4 separate regions of the Homo sapiens genome follow, and all the other regions are linked to region 4. Evidence: chromatin loops called from intact Hi-C (ENCODE). Cell type or tissue: endothelial cell of umbilical vein. All regions are shown on one strand.

Region 1 (5,000 bases), 450 kb before region 4:
CATTAAAAGTGGAATGTCCAGTTCCTTCAAATTTATTCCCCAAATGGTGATCACAGCTGAGAGTTTATCTGTAATATTTATGATGATGATGGTAGTAATGGGAAATATTTATGGAGCTTTTATTGCATGGCAGGCATTGGGGTTTCATTTAAGCCTCCCAGTAATCCTGTGCAGCAAATACTGTTATTACCTCCATTTTATGTTTGAGAAAAAGAAAATAGACTTGGAACAGTTCAATGACACACAACGTCACATCAAACAAATAAGTGGTTAAACTACATTTGTGTAGGGAAGGCTAGCATCGTGATGATTTTTTCCCTCGTATACTTCGTGGTTGCTTGTATGCTTTCATGGCTGATTCTGTTGCAATTTGGCATTTATATTATCAATTGGTGAGCTGGTCACTACTGAATCTTTTCTATTCCATAAATAATGATTTCATTTTGAAGAAATGAGATGGATAAAAGATAAGGGGAAAAAACCTGTCACTACAAGCATACAATCATAGACATTTTAGAATTAAAAGTTTCCTTAAGGATGATTAAGAAAACATTAAGGAATCTGAGGCACAGAAGCATTAACTGACTTGGTCAAGGTCAAACAGCTAGTTACATAATCGCATTTTCCTTTGTCAAAGAAGTTAAGTGTTTTAAGTAATTTATTTTAATGTTGAGAGATCTTTATAAATCCTCCTGCATTACTTAGATAAATAATTCTGCACTAAAATTGTTTTTCAGTAATTTTGTTTGGCTATTTGAGTGTGTGTTTTTCATAATCTCTAACGCTGAATTTCTCATCAATTCAGGCCTCCAGATTTTATTAGGTTTTGCGTGCTCAGGAAATAACACCATCAAAGCGGAGTTATCTCCACATACGCAGGACAATTATATTGATATATCATGCGCTGTATTTTAATTTCAAAATTATTGCCTCATTGTTTTTTCCTGGAGCCCAGTTTTATTTCTTTCTTCTTATCATTAAAGGTACAGCAACAACTAATTCACCCTTAAAAAGAAGAAGAGAAAAGAAAAGGTTTGCTTAAAAAAATGTAGCTAGAAAAATCTCCCACAGAGTGAATTCCCACAGTGTTACGGAGAATGTAAATTTAGCCCAGTGTGATTCAAACAATCAAGTTAGGAATTTTAATTTAATGGTTTGTTCCTTTGAATTGTTAGAAACTCACCTCATTGTGCAAGTTGTGTTTGAATTGGAGAAAATTGAACTAAAATGTGTTGAATTTGCCCCAATCAGGTTATTCTAGGAGGTCCAATTCACAGGACTAGAAAGAATGAATCAACATATCCAACAAAAGGAGGCTTGAATGATTTCACTTTAATAATAATGACTCTATTATCCCTCAATATTTTAGAATTTAAATATTTGGTTTCTGTGGAGACTATCTTGTCTTAGTAGTTTTAACAGGGTTGCGGAATTATCTCCTTTTCATTTCAACATAACCCAGAGTCCCAGGTTTTTGGTACGTTGGTCAGAAACCTCAGTGCCTCACAGTTTAGAGGGCTTGTGAATCAGTTTGGCGGCAAATAAAATGCTGGAGGAGATTGAAAAAAACGTTGGAAGAAACTGCAGATAAGAAAAAGGACCAAGTATTTTTTTGTGATATCTTAGGGAATAGTTTAACAGGGCTAATGGGTCTAGAGAATCATGGCTCATGTTTGGAATTATAATAGTAAAATTTGGTAAAATATAGCGCTTTTCTTAGAAAGTAAGAAAACATACAAAAAGCTCATCAAGAGGAAAGTAACTTGGTTATAAACCTTTTTACTTGTTTACCCATAGAGAAAGAAATGTTAATACAGTGAGCTCTTTGACAGTAAAATGGAGTTCTTACCACTTAGAGGCTTTAAAAGTTAGGTTGGGTAGGGACCTCATAGCCACATATATTATTCAATTTCACTTCAAATACATTGACACTAAGGCTCCAGGATAGTGTGTTATGCCAAGGATCACACTGGTACTGACTGAGTTAGAAAAGGTATTTCCTTTCCCTTCATACCATGATGTCTTCCTGCCTTCTCTCTGGAGTGCTTGTGACTGAAATAACTGTCATTGCTCCTGAGTCCCTTTCTTTGAATATAATGTTGGTGTTAGTTTATGGTGTGCATGTCTGTCCTTTCCAAGGGCCATGGTCATGTCACACATATAGTGGCATAATTATTCCAACCACAAATACTAACTGTATAGTGGCTCAGGATCTCTTCACTGCTTGGTGGTTCTGAAAGACCCAAACTCTTTTAAAACAGATCCAGCTCCTGCATTACGGTAACTGGGTTCCTTTTGCCATGTGAGATGACATATTCACAGGTTCCTGGGATTGAAACCTAGACATCTTTGGGGAGTCATGATTCTATGTACCACTCATAGTTCATCACTTTTTGTCATTTGATTGCTAACTCACCTTAACTACTTTCACACACGGATATCCATTGTGCACAATATCTTCCTTAACTCCCCAAATAGGAAAGCTAGATGTAGTTATCCCGTTGTCTGGAAGAGGCAATGGAGCTTCAGAAACATTACATTAGTTGTCCATGAGCATAGAAAGAGGCAGGGGAGCTGGGATTCAAACGCTGTGTGTCTGATTTGAAGTCTGGAGTTTTAACGCATTAACTTTAAGGTCCTCAGGCTTCATTCACAATAAGGCAGTGATTTTTCAAATTTACTTTAGCAGCAAAACCTTATGTTAAATGAAATCTTACACATGTAACCAATATGTCCCACTTCACCATGTAGGAGTTCAAACCCAGGTCATCTCTCTTTTCATATTCAAATTAAATGGTGCTAAGTTCCCTCGTGGTGTCATGAAAATGTTTCTCTTTTCTACTTGGACCCTTCCTTCCCATAACAAACCCAACAATGCTAAAAGTGTATATTCAGTCCATGACATGTAAGACACCACATGAAGAAAAAATCCAAAATAGCCTAATGCATTTACCAGGAGCCAAGACCTCTACTGCTGTCATTGCTGTTGCTGCCACATGGTGTCACTGGTGGAGACTGTAGTCCCTAAGCCATGGCAGTTGTGTGTCCATGGAATACCACAGCAGAGACCTACCTGCACACACTACCATTTTTTGGCTGGTGGTAGACTGTAGATGTGAGGGGTGAATGGAAACTTCTTTTGCTCTGTGTTAGGCAGAGCTATGGTCATCTGTGCTCCTGCTCATATGGCGCTACCATTTAGGTAATTGCCCTTTCATAACACAATCTACAGCCATTGGTCCAAAGCATTCTCACCCACAGTGTCTGGGAAGCTAGGGCATGAAGGTTTTCCTGTCTCAGAGATAGTTCATATCCCAAACCAGCCTCCCTTATACATCAACACCCTAACCCATGAGATTAGAGGAAATCCTCTTTTGGGCCCACAGTCTGTCCCAATTAATGCATCCAAATGAGTGACATTTCTTTAGACATGCTAGAACTAGATTAGGCTCCAAGGAATAGAAAAAAAATTAAATCACCAAATGAATAAGACACAGGTTGATTTCTTTCTCATATTGCATCTTGGTGCTCCACCGTGTGTTCCTTACTTTCCGAAGGTCAACTCACAGTTCCAGATGTTCACAAAATCTGAAAGCTATAGGCATCGCATCCAATATTTCAGCCAGAAGGAAGCAGGAAAGGGCAGGAGAGAGAATGACACTTCCTTTAAGGATACTTTACATCCTACTTTCTATAACTTAGATGGTCAGATGACCACTCTTACCTGCAAGGAAGCATGGGCAATGTGAATTTTATTCTGAGTGCCCACATGTCCTGCTAAAATTGGAGGATGCTGTTCTTAAGGAAAAAAAATCACAACCAGCAGTATCCATTTTAAGAGGGAGCATCCTTCCTTATTACATAGTCACCCCAGTTGATAAAACAGTTGGGAGCAGATTGCTCTGGTTGAAGCAACAGTAGTTTCTGGAGTCCTGCCCACTCAGCCTTCTATACCTGTGCTCTGGTCCTTGAGACGGTGATAAGAAAAATGGGACTACAGAGCTCAGCTGGAAAACCATTGTACAGAGATGACAGCTTGCAGCTCAAAGGGTTACCTGCTTCCTGCTTTTGACAAACACATTTACTTATTTTTCATGATAAATTTAAAACTTATGGAAAAATTAAGGAATAGTATAGCAATAATAATATGCCTGCTACCCAGATTCACCCTCATCACATAAGGTACCAGTGTTGTTTAAAAAATATAAGGCATTTTGGATTCTTCTAGAATTCCTTTGAACCACCACACAGCCTCATTGTACACTTTCTTCATGTCTATGGCCAACACTGCTCTCCCCAGCTTGTATCATAATACTGGGAGGTATCCTTCTAGCTCATTATTTTTCCCAATTAGCTAGAGTCCATATTTATTTTTATTTCCTTTGTTCTTACCTAATGTCCTTTTTCAGTACCAGGATTCCATACAGGGATGTCACATGATATTTAGGAGTTTACTAGTCATGTCTCCTTTGGGTCCTCTTGTGGTGACAGATTCTCATACTTTACTCGTTTTTGATGGCTTTCATAATTCTGGTTAGGTATTTTATAGGACGCCTCTCTACTTGGATTTATCTGCTGTTTTTGTCACGACTAGGGTTATGGAAAGGTTTGGTGGAGGAAGACCACAGAGGTAAAATGCCATTTTTATTATGTCATACCAAGGGTACATTTTATCGACATGATTTATGACTGTTGATACTCACCTTAATCACCTGGCTGAGGTAGTATTTGCCAGATTTCTCCATTGTAAAGTTACTCTTTTATCCTCCTTTTTCCATGCTGTACTCTTTGGAAGGAAATCAGTAAGCCCAGCTCACACTGAAGCAGTAGGGAATGAAGCTCCCCTGCCCCAACTTGAGGAAGGAATATCTTCTACATCTAGGATATAGCATTTGGAATGCTTCTGTGTGAGGGATTTATTGCTTCTCTCCCATTTATTTATCCAACCATTTATTTATGTCAGTATGGATTCTCGGTTATTTATTTTATACTTTGGGTCC
Region 2 (5,000 bases), 590 kb before region 4:
GTTGCTCCAGGGTGGGAAACTAGGACTAAAGATTTAAGGGTTATAGCTACCTCTTCTTAGTTGATTTCACCTCAATGACTTTATCTGATTTTATTGATAGAAAACTGCTCTCAGACTTGTGTGGAGTCTAGGAAGAGAGCAAACCAAGTTCTTGATGATACTAAATTAGATTTCTGGAGAGGATGTGTTCTGAGCCCCACACATTCTCTTTTGACTTTGAGCCCTGTGATGCTTACTTACTTTATAAATGGCTTTTGGGGGTTCATCCTGGATTGTTTTGAGGGAAATTTTCTAGCTGGCTCCCAATTTTATTCTCTTGAGACTATTCTAAAGAGGCATCTTAGATATCACCTTCGCTCATTAATGGAACTTTATGTATTCCTGGCCTTGGAAAAATCTCATTCTTCTAAATTCTCTTTTGAACACAGGACAACAAGAATGCGCAGTACTAAGCAAATTTTATTTAACATTTTAAGGTTACTTTTAGGTTAGGTTGAATTTCTCAGTTATGTTTCTTATCTAATCTGGTCTCACAAATTAAGCCATTTTTTACTAAAGGAAATGAACACCATCTTCCACCCTGTTCTGCATTTTCTCATCCTATTTTTGTTCTTGTTTTAAAATTTTATCTAACACTTCTAGTTTGGATGAGCTCACTCACAATCTCTTTGATAATGGCCATTCCTACAGAGAGCGCTCCACTTACTTCTTTAGTTATGAACGTTGCCAGTTAGCTAATGGTCTGTAATTACAGACATTTAAACTTTGAAAAACCAATGTTTTCTCCTTCCCATTTTCAGGAGACAGATTTAAAAAGATTTATGTGAAGAGATAAAAATCCATTGTGTTTCTTGTTGACATAAAATGCTGCGTAAAACTTCCTGGTTTTTCTCTTAAGTCTTTTTAGTGTTTTTTTTTTCCCCCTTCCTACTTCTTGAATAAAGTCTTAATTAGGTTCTATGATTCTTAACACTTGTTTAATATCCCATTGAAGAGTGAAGGTGGGCTTCAGGTTTTCAATAGTTAACAGGCATCCCTGGCAGTCGCAAATTAGAAAAGCTTGGGTGGTGGAGCATTGGGCTGGGGAGGAAAAGAGGAAATGCAAAAGGAAATACCTAATCCATCGATCTGAGAATTTTGTATACACTGAAACTTAATTTTAAAGGTGTACAAATGACAACTGTGTAAAGAAGTCTCAGGGCATATATGAGTGTGCACGTGCCACATATGATAAAATTCACATTTTCATACCCTTGAAACTAAGTGTAAAAAGAGGTTTAGGGCAGAGAGAAAAAACAAATGAACCAAATTATTTTGAAATAAATACGTAATAAGTAGCATTAATTTATCTTCAGAAAAAAAGGTTAACTCTTCAACTGGGGGTAAGCGGGGGGAAGTATAACAGTTTGAAAAAGAATCACTGTTTGCACATTTTTTGATGAATATAAATGAGTGTATAGTCTAAACTTTTGTTGTTATTTTTTCTTTTGGGATTCTACAATATTATAATCTTTATGCTTTTAACAAGAAAACTCTTTTTATTACATAAATCTGTAAATATGTTAGCTGAAGAATTTATCTTCCTAGTTCAGGAACTGATTATGCTCTCTCCTCTTTAACATTCAACTATTTAAGTAAAAATTGAGGTAAAATCCACTAAAATAAAATAAGAAATGTAGATAAAATGCTGACAAGTCTCGGTTTGTATTTTGAACTGCAAATCTTCTGAACTGTGAATGTTTCTTATATTTTGAAAGTAATTTAATGTCTAGTTGCAAAGGAAAAAAATGACAAAACTATATTGAACTTTGGCAATTTTGAATGTGATGACTTTGTCACTTAGTTTGAAAATCATTCTCATGGGCACAAAAATGAAGTTTTAACCAAACCTCCACAGGAGGGCACTATAGTGTGACTCTGGTGTAAGTTGCAGCCACAGCAATTCATTCTGTCCTTCTCCAGCTCTTGATTAAACACCTTAAATAGTGAGTCCTTCTCCTGGATTAGAAAATTCTGGATTTCAAAACTCAAGCTAGGTAGACTTCACATATGGTAAATATTTTTTCTTTGCTAAATTAGGTAGGTAATTTAATCTTTCTTTTGAGGCATGTATTTAACATAAAATCTTATCTCAAAATACAGCAAAAAATGGCAGGATGCATGTTCTGAATGAAATAAACTATAAATAGGTTAAAATTATATAATGCTTTAAAATAACAGAAATAGTTTAGAACATTTGGTTAAGCAATCAAACCCAAAAGACATTACAACAGATAAACGCATGTATTACCTATAAGTGATACTATTTATAAAAAGCATATGTAAATGGTATTAGTTAAACACGGTATATACTACTTGCAATGGTACATCTAGCTAAGTAGATGGTAGATAGTTACATAAATCTTAGTAAATGTAGAAACAGAATCCAAACATAAATATCAAAGCATTTCCAAACTGGTTCACTTGATCCCAATAAAAGCTCTAAAAACATTCACTGTAATGATAAAGATCAAGATTTGGCCAAGATTAAGATTTAATAAGCGTTTCTCATCCTAACTTTCAATTTCACTAGTTTATTTTCAAGTTGTTCTCCAGGAGATAACATATTTTGATATTTTACTAGAGTTTTTAAAATCAATATAAAAGTACTTGTAATCTTGGCAATTGCCATCTGTCTTTGTGAGCCTTGCCTTATTATTTTGAGGACTAACAGAGCCTTGCAAATCCAAGAAAGCTGTACTGAATAGACAGTTTTATTAAATTTGAAAAGTCGCAGGAGCAGTAGTTATAGATACAGATTATATGGTTCTAATAACTGTTTACATAGCAAATCTATTTCCAGTAAGGAAACTTTTCATTTTTCAGTTTTGCCAAAAGGATTTAGGTAATTCCAAGACTGGTAAAAAGTTAAAGTGGGCTATATCAGCAGGGCTTAACTTTTGGGTGGTAGTTGTTGTCTTTACAGTCAACTATTGATAGATTTAATGTTCTGGGAATTTACAATTGAAACAAAATAATGTAACCACATTACAAATCTGACAGCTTTTTGAACCTGCATTCTAGATTAGACATTGATGGCATCATATTTTCCTAGAAATGAAAAGTACTTGCTTAAAGCAAAGGAGTTCTCTAAATTTTTGATGGTTCACACCTGGATTGAATAATTAAATTTGTTAGTAATTAAAATGCTAGTTCATCACTCCCCTGGGGAATCCAGGCAGACTGTATTAATTTAAATATCTTTTCTTTCAGCTCATACAGATCTTTATGCCAATAAAGAATTCAAAAAGTAGATTTAAAGAAAGACTTGGGTAATCTGCTTTCACATAATAAAATTACTTTTAAATATTGTTATATAAAACTGGCAAATTTTATACAGTCTGACAAACAATAGAACCATATATATTCAAAATTCTTTTGCTTTAAAATCTGGAATCTAGTTAATCAGAACATTTTAATTATGAGATTCTTCATTGTTTAGAAATTTTAGAACAGGTAAATTGTAATCAAATGGCTTGATATCAATCACTCAAAATAATGTAACTTCTGGCATCTATATTAAGGGTGAAGCAATTTCTGCTGGATTTTATATGACTTTGAGGTACTAAAAGATCTCCCTTTAAAAAAGAAACTTTCCCCCCCTTCCCTCCCTCCCTCCCTCCTTCCCTTCCTCCCTCTGTCCTCCCTCCCTTCCTCCCTCCCTCCCTTCCATTTTTAATGTTTTTCCAGTCAGAAAATTGTGCCAACAGATTTTTCATAAAATATCACGTCAAAAGCAAATTTAGTTAAGCAAAATGCTCCATTAAGCACTAATCAAAATTTTGCTGCAAAAATCTGTTTAATTTCCAAGTTTGACTCCTTAGAAGTATTTTGAGGGGCAACTGCTGTATTAATCTTAATACAAAAAAAAATGAGAAGGTGAAATATGAGATTTGGTAAATACTGAAAACTTCTACAATGCAAGGGAGATAAAAGGAAGATCCTGGATTTTATGTGGGTTTCATCTTCAGGTGAAGGACTGAAAGAACCATGCCTCCTCAGAGGATTATGTAACAAAACCCAACGAAAACAAGAGCCAGTATGTGTGGAAGCAGCTTCTCCTGATAGCTCAGATGACCATTCCTAGAATTCTCATGACCTCGGGAATTCTGTTTGTTTTACTTTTTTTTGGAAATAACTTCAAATTTACATATAGTTAGAGAAATAATACATAGTGCTCCCATATAACTATTGAAAATAAATTGCAGACTAATGCTGCATCCCTTGTCATACTTCAATGTGCATTTCTTAAGTACAATGACACTCTCCTACATAACCAGAAAACAGCTATTAAAATTAACTTTGATCTAGTATTGCCATATGATCGATCCCTCTACTCCAATAAAATTTGCCAATTATCCCAAGAATGTTATTTATAAGTCCAATATCCAATTTAGGAGCATATGTTTTATTTAAATATTCCTTTAGTCTCTTTCGATTTACAAGAGTTCCTCAGCCTTTCCTTATTTTTCTTGACCTTGACATTTTTAAAGAGCCTACAACAGTTACCTTTTAGAATCTCCCTCTTTGGGGCTGTCTGACGTTTCTTAATGATTTATGCATTTTTGACAGTAATATCACAGAATTCATGTTGTTTTTCTTAATGCAGTATATGAGGAGGAAACAATAATAATTTGCACTATTACTTGTATTATGAATGTTTATTACTTAGATCAAATGATATCTGCCAAGTTTCTCAACTGTGAAATTAATTATTCAGTACATTATATTTATTACTTAATAAACAGTTAATAATAATTTTATGGGAAGATACATTGGCACGCTTTAAATATTTGATTCCTTACCAAACTTACACCTACCAAGTTCAGCACTCTTTGATCATTCATTCCTAAATCAATTATTGGGATGGTTACTAAATGACAATATTCAAACTCTATTGTTTCTTGTGGATTTATTAGTTGTCATTCTACTGATGTATTTTCCTTCCTCTTCATATGTCT
Region 3 (5,000 bases), 140 kb before region 4:
CATTGAAAATATGACTCTGTCTATTCTACGGCAACTTTTGGTTTCATTAACTCCGTAACAATAAATACTGATTATATAGAAATGAGGTAGTGAGAATGTTCCTGGCCCCTGACTTCAATATCTACTGGTAAGTTATTTAATTTTAAGTGCCTCAAATAGTAATATTTAAAATATGTATAACTGTATCAAATTCTACCACCTTACTACAATTACAAAGAGAATAAAACAAAACAAGAAGTGACACATAGGAAAGCATTTTGGAATGTTCAAAATAAAGTTACTAGTATATTTAGACTGTTTTAGCTGGAAGTGATTGCTTAGTTTCCTGATGTCAGGCACTATAATAAGCAATTTCCTGATACTCTCATTTAATCTTCATGAAATGCTCATGAAGCATATACTGTTATAATGCCTACTTCATATATTAGAAATGAAGCAACAGGGTCACAATTATAAAATGAAGGAGTTAAGATTTGGATTTGTCTAATATCAGAACTGTTAGAACCTGCCTCAGCTAGATTACAAGACATTTTCATGTAGCATGGGAAGGAAATGATCTGTAATATTACAGAGTGATCTCAAGGGTCAATCCTCAATGGATATGCCACGAATGTGGTGGTTGGCAGTCTCTGAGATGGCCCAAGGACTCTCATGTCTTAGTATTCATGCCCTTATATAATCTCCTCCCCACGAGTAGGGGGAGATTTCACGGGTAACTTCTAATGAAGAGAATACAGTAGAGGCGATGAGATACCACTTGCTAAGATAAGGTTATAAAAAGACTGTGGCTTTCATCTTGAGCCTTCTCTCTCACTCCCTGTGGATCACTTCATCCTGGGGAAAGCCAGCTGCCATGTGTGTGAAGCAGCCCTGTGGAGAAGCCCACGTGGTAGGGAGAGGAAGCCTGCCAATAGCCACGCAAATGAGCTTGGATGCAGATCTTCTGGGGACTGCCAACAGCCATATGAGTGATCTTGCAAGTTGATCCCGCCCCAGCTGAGCCTTGATGACTGTAGCCTTGGCCAAAATATTGACTTCAGCCTCATGAGAGATCCAGGTAACCTGCTTCTGGATTCCTGAACCACAGAAAGTCTGAGATAGCAAATGTTTATTATTTATTGTTTTCAGCCACTAAGTCTCATGCAGCAATAAATAACGAATATGAATGGTAACCAAATGACTGGCTGGAGAACTAGAACCTTTTCAAGCCTGCCTCCTTCAATTCATTCAACAAATACTTATTGAGATATTACATGCCAGGCATTAGATGTGGTTCCTGCCCTCAAACTGCTGATCTTCTGATGGGGCATGATGTGGTGGGAAAAATTTTTTTTAAAAATTAAAAATCAAAATTCCTTTTAAACTTCTGGAAAATGATTAGAAAGAGCAGAGATATGGAGCCAGCCAGAAGGGCTCCAATTGCAGTCTCCAGATATGGGTTTTTGGGCTAACAACTCCTTTGAGCTTCAGTTTCTTCATCTGCACAGATGAAAACTACTTCTGAAAAGTTTGTAGAATTAAATAAAATAATGTATTAAAAATACCTGGCATGATACCTGGCATATATTAGTGGCTCAACAAATGCCGATTCTATGAGTATTACTCTTCATCTTTTTAATGTAGGGAATAATCATTAGATTGTGCAGCGTTGTTGAGTGTGCATAAAGAGATAAGCACAGGGCATGATCCATTTTAGATGCAACCAGAGTATTTATTTCTGTTAGTTTCTGTGGACCCTATAAATTATGTTATGACCATAGGAGATGAAAATAATTTTATGAAGAACTTTTGAGGTTCTAATTTTTGTTTAAAATGGACACTTTACTTCTTAAACTGAGGATCTGGTTATTGTTTGTAAAAGATCTTACTATAAGCCAGTAGAAAGAATGGAAAACATGAGTAGGATGGGACATCTGGAATCAAACTTTAGATCACCATATGCAACAAAGTAGAGTGAAAATGGGATTGGAGATCAGAAATTCTGAATTCTTCCTTTGCCTCTGAGTGTCCACTGATGTCCATCACCAAAGGGAGGTGTCAAATAGTTCAGTTCCTTAGGATTATACAACTTGATGAAGGGTTATCATCACAATTATTATTTATAAAACCCATTTCTACTACAACATAACACCATGAAGGATTAGCATTTCTCATAAATTTTCAAGAATTTGACCAACTTGCATCAGTTGCATTAATCTAATATTTATTAAAATTTCTAAAGTAATATCTGAAATTGGAAAGACACATACACAAGCCCAATATCTCCCAAAAAGTGAAAAATCAGTGCTAGACTACATTGGATTTTATTTCTTGAGGAACTAAACATGACCACTAGATGGCACTGGAGTCTGATTTCATCTTTCTATTTCCAGAACAGTCCGTGGGAAAACAACGGTAAGGCTATCATAAATTTTCTGAGTCAGTTACTTGCTTATCTGATGTGGTACAAGATAAAAAACATTTTTGTATTATTTTTGAAGTTCCTAGTAATCCCGTCAATAAATAAACATAATGCCTACTCTTAATCGGAAGCCAACCGATCTCACAAGTGAGTTTCATCATCCTTTGAAGAGCTTCCTGTAAGTAAATTTAAGTTTCTACAAATGAAATAAATTATAATTTACAACCAAAAAGAAAGAAAGAAAGAAAGAGACATGATGTGCCTTTGCCAAAGCGCTGACTCCTGCTGTTAATTTCCTCTAGCAATTCAAATTTCAGTTATGAAACATCTAGGACGGTACCCAGAAATTCATTCAACAAATATTTATTGAGACTTCTAGGATTACAAGGCCCACATAGACACTGAGAGGCAGTGGACACCTGCATGGAGTTTATTTTCTAGGGGAAGAATCAGACAATAAGCAAATGAATAGATACAATAGTTTTATATGCTATGAAGAAAATCAGTGGGTAATGTGATAAAGATAAATAGGGGCAAGCTGAGGCACCTTTGATAAGGTATGCAGAAATCTTCTCTGAAAAGGTGTTAAGGTGGAACTAAAATGACAAGGTAGAGTCATTCATAGAAGGAAGTTTAGCCTGGTCAAGGAACCAAGAGGCAATGAATAGGAATTTGGAGAGGCAGGCAGGCCAGAACATGGAGTGACTTAGAGTTTGTATTCATCTTATTGTACAAGCCACTGAAAGGTTTTAAGCAAGCAAGTTGCACAATCTGATTACATTTTTAAAACATCATTCTGGCTGCTAGTGGGGAATGGATTGTGTGACACAGGGTAACACTAGCAAGTGCTTAATAAATGAATGAATGAATGAATAAATGATGGTGCCTACTATGTGCCTAGTACCAACAAGGTGCTTTTGATTCGCTGAAATTCACTTTACACATTATCACACTGATAGAGTTAGACACTCTTTAGGCAGGTTCTCAAATTTGAGGGTCCATCAGAATCACCTGCAGCACCTGTTAAAACACAGATGACTGGACCACATCTGTTATCATGTTCCCCTCCACCATCACTTCCTCCCGCCACAGCTTCTGATTCAGGAGATCTGGGGTGGGGCCAAGAATCTGCATTACTAACAAGTTTCCAGATGATGCTGATGTTACCAATGTGAGGACCACACTTGGAGAACCACTGCTGTAAGAGGCTGGGCATAAAATGCCAGCAGCTGTTAAAACAAGCAAAAATAGAGAGAACTTATTTTAGTTCTGTTACAGTTCAGCCTTCTGGGTGTTAGAGACCACATTCATTCCTTTCTTGTATTACTAAAGTGGGAAATATCGTTCATTTCCTGACCAAGGATGATGTCCCTTTCTCCCTTACTAACAGAGTTCGAGTGTTGTTCAAGATTATTATTGTGTCCAAGTTCACAGTTGAATCAGGATTCACTTGAACCAAATGTACCAATTGGTACCAAAGCTACCAATTGACTTGGTAGCTTTGCCAGATTAGATACTCACTATCTCAGCCTTTCTTGCATGGTCATGGGACAGAGGTCTGACCAAGAAAAAGTAATGGAAGCCTGTTGAAGATTCTGAGAAAGACTTTCCTTTTTAATAAAAAGGAGAGCAGTGAGAAAAAAGTATTTATTTGTAGGAGACAAATCAGTGAATATTCTCATGCATAAATTGCCACAATTTAAAAAATGTGAATACCTGTCAGTCATGGTGTGCTGGTAAATGTTAACAACAGGCTCTCGGCAATGACAGGGATAAATTGCTGATTTTCATAGTGTAAATGCTGCCACGATGGCTGATTTCAGGCTATGAATGTGAAATCACTGAACACGGAGTTGCAAATAGATGCTAACAATTGGCTCTCAAGAGCCAGTATGAGCCAGTTTCAGCAAACCATTGCTGGAGATTATAAACCTAAAGATATGGTGCATCTTTCTCTGAAATACAAGGTAAGTAAGGCTAATTGTTCATGTTCTTGGCACATATTCTCTCCTGAAATCCAGTTGCATAAACAGCTGAGAAGGTTCAAGCACAATGTTTAACACAAGAGAAGACAACCAGATTTTTGGTTGAAGGAAAGTTCCTTGCCATGACTATTTACATTTTGTTAAAATGTAAACCTAAAAGTAATTTCCTGCACAATTTTATGCATCATTATAGGAAGCGTTTTTGAAAATGGGGTCTGCCTAAGACTTCTCAACAAACAATACTTCTTATGCAGTTACCTACATTTCTCCTTAGTGTTAAAAGAAAATAAAAGCAAACTATTTATTTGGGGGTAACTCTGAGGAATTAACAGGTTCAGTTCCTTCCGTAGAGCAGTTGTCAATGTCCTCTCCTTACTACATCCCAGTAGTCACTTAAGCATCTGCTCAGCTACTGTGCAAGGTTCCAAGGTCTTACAACAAATTTTAGCAAACGCTTCCTGTCCGTTACCTGACATCGCACTCTGCCCTCTAGTCAAAATGTTTTTTCTCAGGTCCTCTCTACCCTTGATGTGATGCCTTAGGATGAATAGTTTCTCACCTGGAACAGCTCATCGCCTCTTTCAGGTTTTCCCAAACTTCTTGGATTGCAAGAA
Region 4 (5,000 bases):
GACTCCTCCACTAAAAATTAAACATGTCTGATGATTAGAAGAATTTTTCAGAGACCAGCTTCAGGTTCCATACATTGCAAATCTATTTTTCTCTCCATCATTCACATTTCTACTTCTGGGAACCAGAGAAGTAATGGTTCTATACACTGAAGATTAATAATAGCTTCACCACACACAATAGCAACTAAAAAATCACATAAATATTTTTCACTAAACTCAAACTAAATGTCATGAATTCAATTTTCCCTAAGCTGGATCTTATAAAAGCCTGAAACGTAGTTAAATGGAAATATTGTTCAATGAGACCTGTAGATTTGCATTTAAATTAAAAGCCTAATATTCTCATGATGTATTTTTTAATGTGTGTGTGTGTATATGTATTACCTATTACCTACTTCTATTTACACAAAGGTCTAAAAGTAATGACCACCTAAGTGGTACAGAGCACCCCTAGTGTTGAGATTGTGGTTTCTAAATACCATCTCCACAAAAAGAACCTTGTATCATTGGAGAAGTGACTGATTTCAGGTCTGGTAGAATAAATTCACAATATGAGCCTGAAACATCTTGTCATACCAGAAAGCAAAGAGGCTATCCCCATTCACTAGGGTCATGTCAAGAGATAATTGGAGTCAAGTTAAAGCAAAACTCCCTATCAACTAAAGATGAAACACATCAAATTTTTTTTAATCAAGGTAATAAGGATATATTTTTTAAACACCTCTTTTGTCTCATTTGAAAGCTGTTAAAGCAGCAACTCCTCATTCTTCATCTGGTAAATAAAGGGGAGATAAAATTCAAGCATTTATCCTGCCTTTCCTACACAAACTGTATTCCAAAGGAGTCAAATAGTTGACGAGGAAGAATTCTTGGAGAATTCCATTTAGTAACTGCAGAAGGGATGATTGAATTAGAATATCTCCATTTTTAATCCCCAATGAAATAATAGGTCAACACAATGGTCGTCATGATTGCTAAAACTAATGATTCATGAATCGGGCTGATAGCACCTGAATCCTTAGGTAATCTTAACATTAAAAAATAAATAAATAAAGTAAAAAATTAAATACAGCAGACAGAGTATGTGTGTGTGTCAAACATCATATGCTTCTTATGTGATACAATGACAAAAATAGAGCATCATCTATAAAAAGTGTTTTCAAAAAAATTGAACATGAATAAAATCAAGCATCTAGATATAACTTTCAGTTTGCAAGAAATACACAAAAGATAGATGACCATACCAAATGCCATCACAAGGATGTAATAGGCTGACTCGAGAGTGCAGGATATTCTATGAAACAAAAGATCCAGCTTCTTCAAGCAAAGAAATAGCATTTTTAAAAAGAGAGAAGAAAACTATTACACCTTAGAAGAGTTTTATAAAACCCATCCTCCAAAAGCAATTTGAATCCTAATTCAAATAAACCAATTGAAAAAGAAAAGATATTTATGGAGCAGTAAGAAAAAAGTTGAATACTGACAGCATATTAGATTATATTAAAAATAATGTTAATTTTTAAGATATTAAGAATGGTTAAAAATAGTGTTCTTGTCTCTTAGAGATACATACATCAATATATAGGGGTGGAGTTATATCATGTCTAGTATTTACTTCAAAATCATCCAGTAGAGTAAGGCAGAGGTGAGAAGGTACAGATGAAACAGGGCTGGCCATACATTGATAATAGTTAAAGCTGTGTCATATGCTCATCAAGGTATATCATACTATTCTCTCTAACTTTGTATAGGTTCAAAAACCTCCATAATAAATTTTAAAGCAGTTGATAAAAAATAAACTTTCCATGAGGTTCACTAAAGTTCATGGAAAAGCAACTTTCTTCTTGTACCATCAAGATGAAAGTGACCAGTGTGGAGGTTCACATCTGTAATCCCAGCAATTTGGAAGGCTGAGGTGGGAGGATCCCGTGAGGCCAGAAGTTTGAGAACAGCCTGGGCAACATAGCAAGATCTCATCTCCACCAAAAGATTAAAATTAAAATTAAAAAATTTTCTGGGTGTGCTGGCATGCACCTTGTAGTCCCAGCTCCTAGGGAGGCTGAGGTGGGGGCATTGCTTGAGCTCAGGAGTTCAAAGCTGCAGTGAGCTATGGTCATGCCACTGCACTCCATCTTGGGTGATAGAGCAAGACCCTGTCTAAAAAAAAAAAAAAAAAAAAAGTTGAGGGGGAATTCAACTTAGGCCTTTAAATCTTTAAGAGAATTTGACAAAACAGTGATTCTCTTCTCTTTTTCTAATCCCTAAATACTGCCTGCTTTGTCAAGTGTTCAAGGGCAACTCTTCACTGATTAAAGGGGGGAAAAAGCAATTGAGCCTCAAGAAGCAATTGTTCAAATTATTTATGTCATCAGCTTGATCACAGTCTTCTGAGTGCCAGTGAGCTCAAGATCCGTACTGTTACTCTTAACTTCCCCCTGAAATAGCTAAAATGCTAGAATTCTGTATCTGATCCACCTCCTTCCTCTGCCCCCAGCAGCCTCTAGAGTCTTTGCTCTATAGAAACTTAATGCTCAATGTTTCTACACTGCGACACTGATAAAGTATGGAATTCATTAGAATTACAGAACCTCGAAATCCATACATGATAATTTTTTTAAATGTCTGAATATATCATGCGTTAGACAGTGACACCTATTGGTGAAATGTAGTGTTTTCAACCAGAACTGCTGAACATTGTACTACAAAACCTCTGGAAGTCAGACACAATGGAAAACAGCCAGACTGAACTGGGCGAAATCCATGGTAGGAGAACATCACTTTTACACGCTTTTGCCTCATTCAAATACTCTAGGTAATTTGACTTAGACACAAAGTGAGTTCGTCTATGTCTTTACAGACAATATTTTTGTTTACTGTAGCAAATATTCAGCTTATACTGTAGTGATTTGCCTTAAATTGCAATTAATTCTTTTCTTAATTGAAGTTTTAAAAATTCTCAATGTCACTTTGTTCCCCTAAGTGGACAAAAATTGTATGACCCTATCTTGATTGATTTTTTTCTTAAGTGACACTATCTGAAAGCTCACAGATTGCAAATCTGGAATCCAAGTTAATGAAAAAAATTTTTTTTCTATGCTCAAATTAGGCAAAAGATAAGGAGATTAAATTTGGCATTGTAAATATGGAAACTAGGGACTTCTAAGTATGAAATAAATACTTCTTACTTCTACCAAGGGTAGAAAGAAAGGAAGGATCCATTATTAAAAAATCAGATTGTAAGAACAAAAACAAGGAAAATGAGGAAAGTCAAATCCCATTCAATTCTCTAAAACACCCAGCATGCCACAGGAGCAGCCTACAACTCCTCCTCTTGCTCATCAAAAGTCCTCACCTCACTCATTAGAAAGATCTGTATAGCTTATGAAAATAATTTATATAACTTAGAATCATTTGTAAACACATAACATTATTATATTTAAAATATAAATATATTTATATTCATATAAGTATATATTAAATGTATTTATATTATAAAATTATATTATAAAATAACTTTAATAATAAAACCAATGGGAAAGTTAGACTCTAAGTAATTTATTTTACAGCTCAACATCAATACATTGCATGGTGAGAGATACCTGAAGCTAGAAGTACCCTTGAATCCTGTCTTCTGCCTGATATAAAATAATTTTCACTCTCAAATTGCCCATTCATTTCCTTGCACCTACTTGATTTTATCATAATGGCTGGTATGAGGTTTTTTCCCTGCTTGGTTCTGAATTCATCCTCCTCTGTGCTTCCCTCTTAATCATTTCTCCTCTTTAGAATCCTGGCCTCCTTCCCTGAGTGACACTATGAAGTCAGCCTTGACTTCAGTAAGGCACAAAGGAGCACTAACATGTTATTTTCCTCTGCTGGCTCTCTCATCTCCCCGCCCCTCTCCTTCCTGTTTTAATCAATTCCTGCAGAGTACTTCGAGGAATCCATTCTCAGGCCCTAAAGTCCCTGCGTGGCCAAGTTGCTCACTGGTACGGGGAGCTGAAGGTAACAAGGATAGGCTTCACTTCTCTGAGAGCAAGAAGGGAGCCTGTATATTCATTGCAGAGAATGCGGCAATTGCATCAATTTTGTGGCAAGAAATTCGACACTGCAAAAAACGGGGACTGGAAGGGTTGGGCCTAAGGGGAAAAAAAGGGAAAAGAAGAAAAAGGAAGAAAGAAAGGGAGGAAAGGAGAAGAGAGAAAGAAAGAAAGGAGGGAGAGAAGAAGATTAAAGTAAAAGAGAAAGAGAGAGAAAGAAAAAGAAAGGAAGAAGGAAAGGAAGGAAGGGAGGGAGGAAGGAAGGGAGAGAGGAACAAAGCAAGGAAAAGAAAAGAAAAAGAAGCCCTCTGAAATGATTCATACTCTGCTAATCTTTCCAAAGGAAGAAAAACCTGTTAATGACAGATTAGGACAGCAGTCTTGTAGTTAATTTTTATTTTCTATTACCATCATCAAAATATGTTTAAGGAGGGCCCTTGCCAAATTAAAATCAAGAAAGATTGGCCATCTGTGAAAGTTAAAGGAACATGGAAAGAGTCGGAGAACAGAGGAACAACTCAGGGTATAAAGAAGCATTTCTTTAATTCATGATTGTTTTTTGGGTTGTCCTTGTTTAACATAGGCATGCAGGGTAGAAGAATTTGGAATCTTTAAATAAATAAAACATTGCAATCATGCTGAGTTATTCAAGTCATTCACTCAGGGAGTTGGCCCCAAGAGAGTTAATTAGAATCTCTTGGGGATGAGCAGGTTCCATTTGCTGTAGAAGCCAAGTGAAGCCTGAGAGGAAGCAGTTGTTGGAAAAGTTAGAGCAAGGCTGATGGTTCACGAAGACAAATTAGAGCCTGAGAGAGCTTGGTGAACTGATGCAGATGCTGGAGGAGCAGAATCTTAGTGAACAGGTTCAATGTTTTATTTAAGCATACTGACGCTGGTTACCAAAAGCTGAGGCCCTATTAGCTGGAAGGGTTCAAGGCTGTAATTCTCTTGGTAGCAAAA

Evidence for each region. Peaks named below come from ENCODE experiments on the same cell type or tissue, not always from the same donor. Only the 100,000 strongest peaks of a DNase experiment are listed, where the experiment ranks them.
Region 1: a loop joins it to region 4, with 20 times the contacts of the local background. A loop is called at or near these places in 7 of 110 quality-filtered maps.
Region 2: a loop joins it to region 4, with 9 times the contacts of the local background. A loop is called at or near these places in 36 of 110 quality-filtered maps.
Region 3: it touches region 4 in a loop (10-fold over the local background); 84 of 110 quality-filtered maps call a loop at or near these places.

Annotation. Positions count from the first base shown.
Region 1 is chr10:61,590,776-61,595,775 of GRCh38, reverse strand. No RefSeq gene overlaps it. Among named protein-coding and RNA genes, the nearest start is that of CABCOCO1, 70 kb to the left of the region's middle. In endothelial cell of umbilical vein, a CTCF peak has its summit at 3,013 (motif pointing right); no DNase peak of the experiment used is centred here.
Region 2 is chr10:61,730,437-61,735,436 of GRCh38, reverse strand. The region is part of intron 5 of CABCOCO1 (ciliary associated calcium binding coiled-coil 1); the gene reads right to left. Among named protein-coding and RNA genes, the nearest start is that of CABCOCO1, 70 kb to the right of the region's middle. In endothelial cell of umbilical vein, a CTCF peak has its summit at 1,888 (motif pointing right); a DNase peak (open chromatin) is centred at 1,886.
Region 3 is chr10:61,281,813-61,286,812 of GRCh38, reverse strand. No RefSeq gene overlaps it. Among named protein-coding and RNA genes, the nearest start is that of TMEM26-AS1, 170 kb to the left of the region's middle. In endothelial cell of umbilical vein, a CTCF peak has its summit at 2,338 (motif pointing right); a DNase peak (open chromatin) is centred at 2,422.
Region 4 is chr10:61,138,630-61,143,629 of GRCh38, reverse strand. No RefSeq gene overlaps it. Among named protein-coding and RNA genes, the nearest start is that of LINC00845, 120 kb to the right of the region's middle. In endothelial cell of umbilical vein, a CTCF peak has its summit at 2,657 (motif pointing left); a DNase peak (open chromatin) is centred at 2,659; H3K27ac peaks cover 233 bases.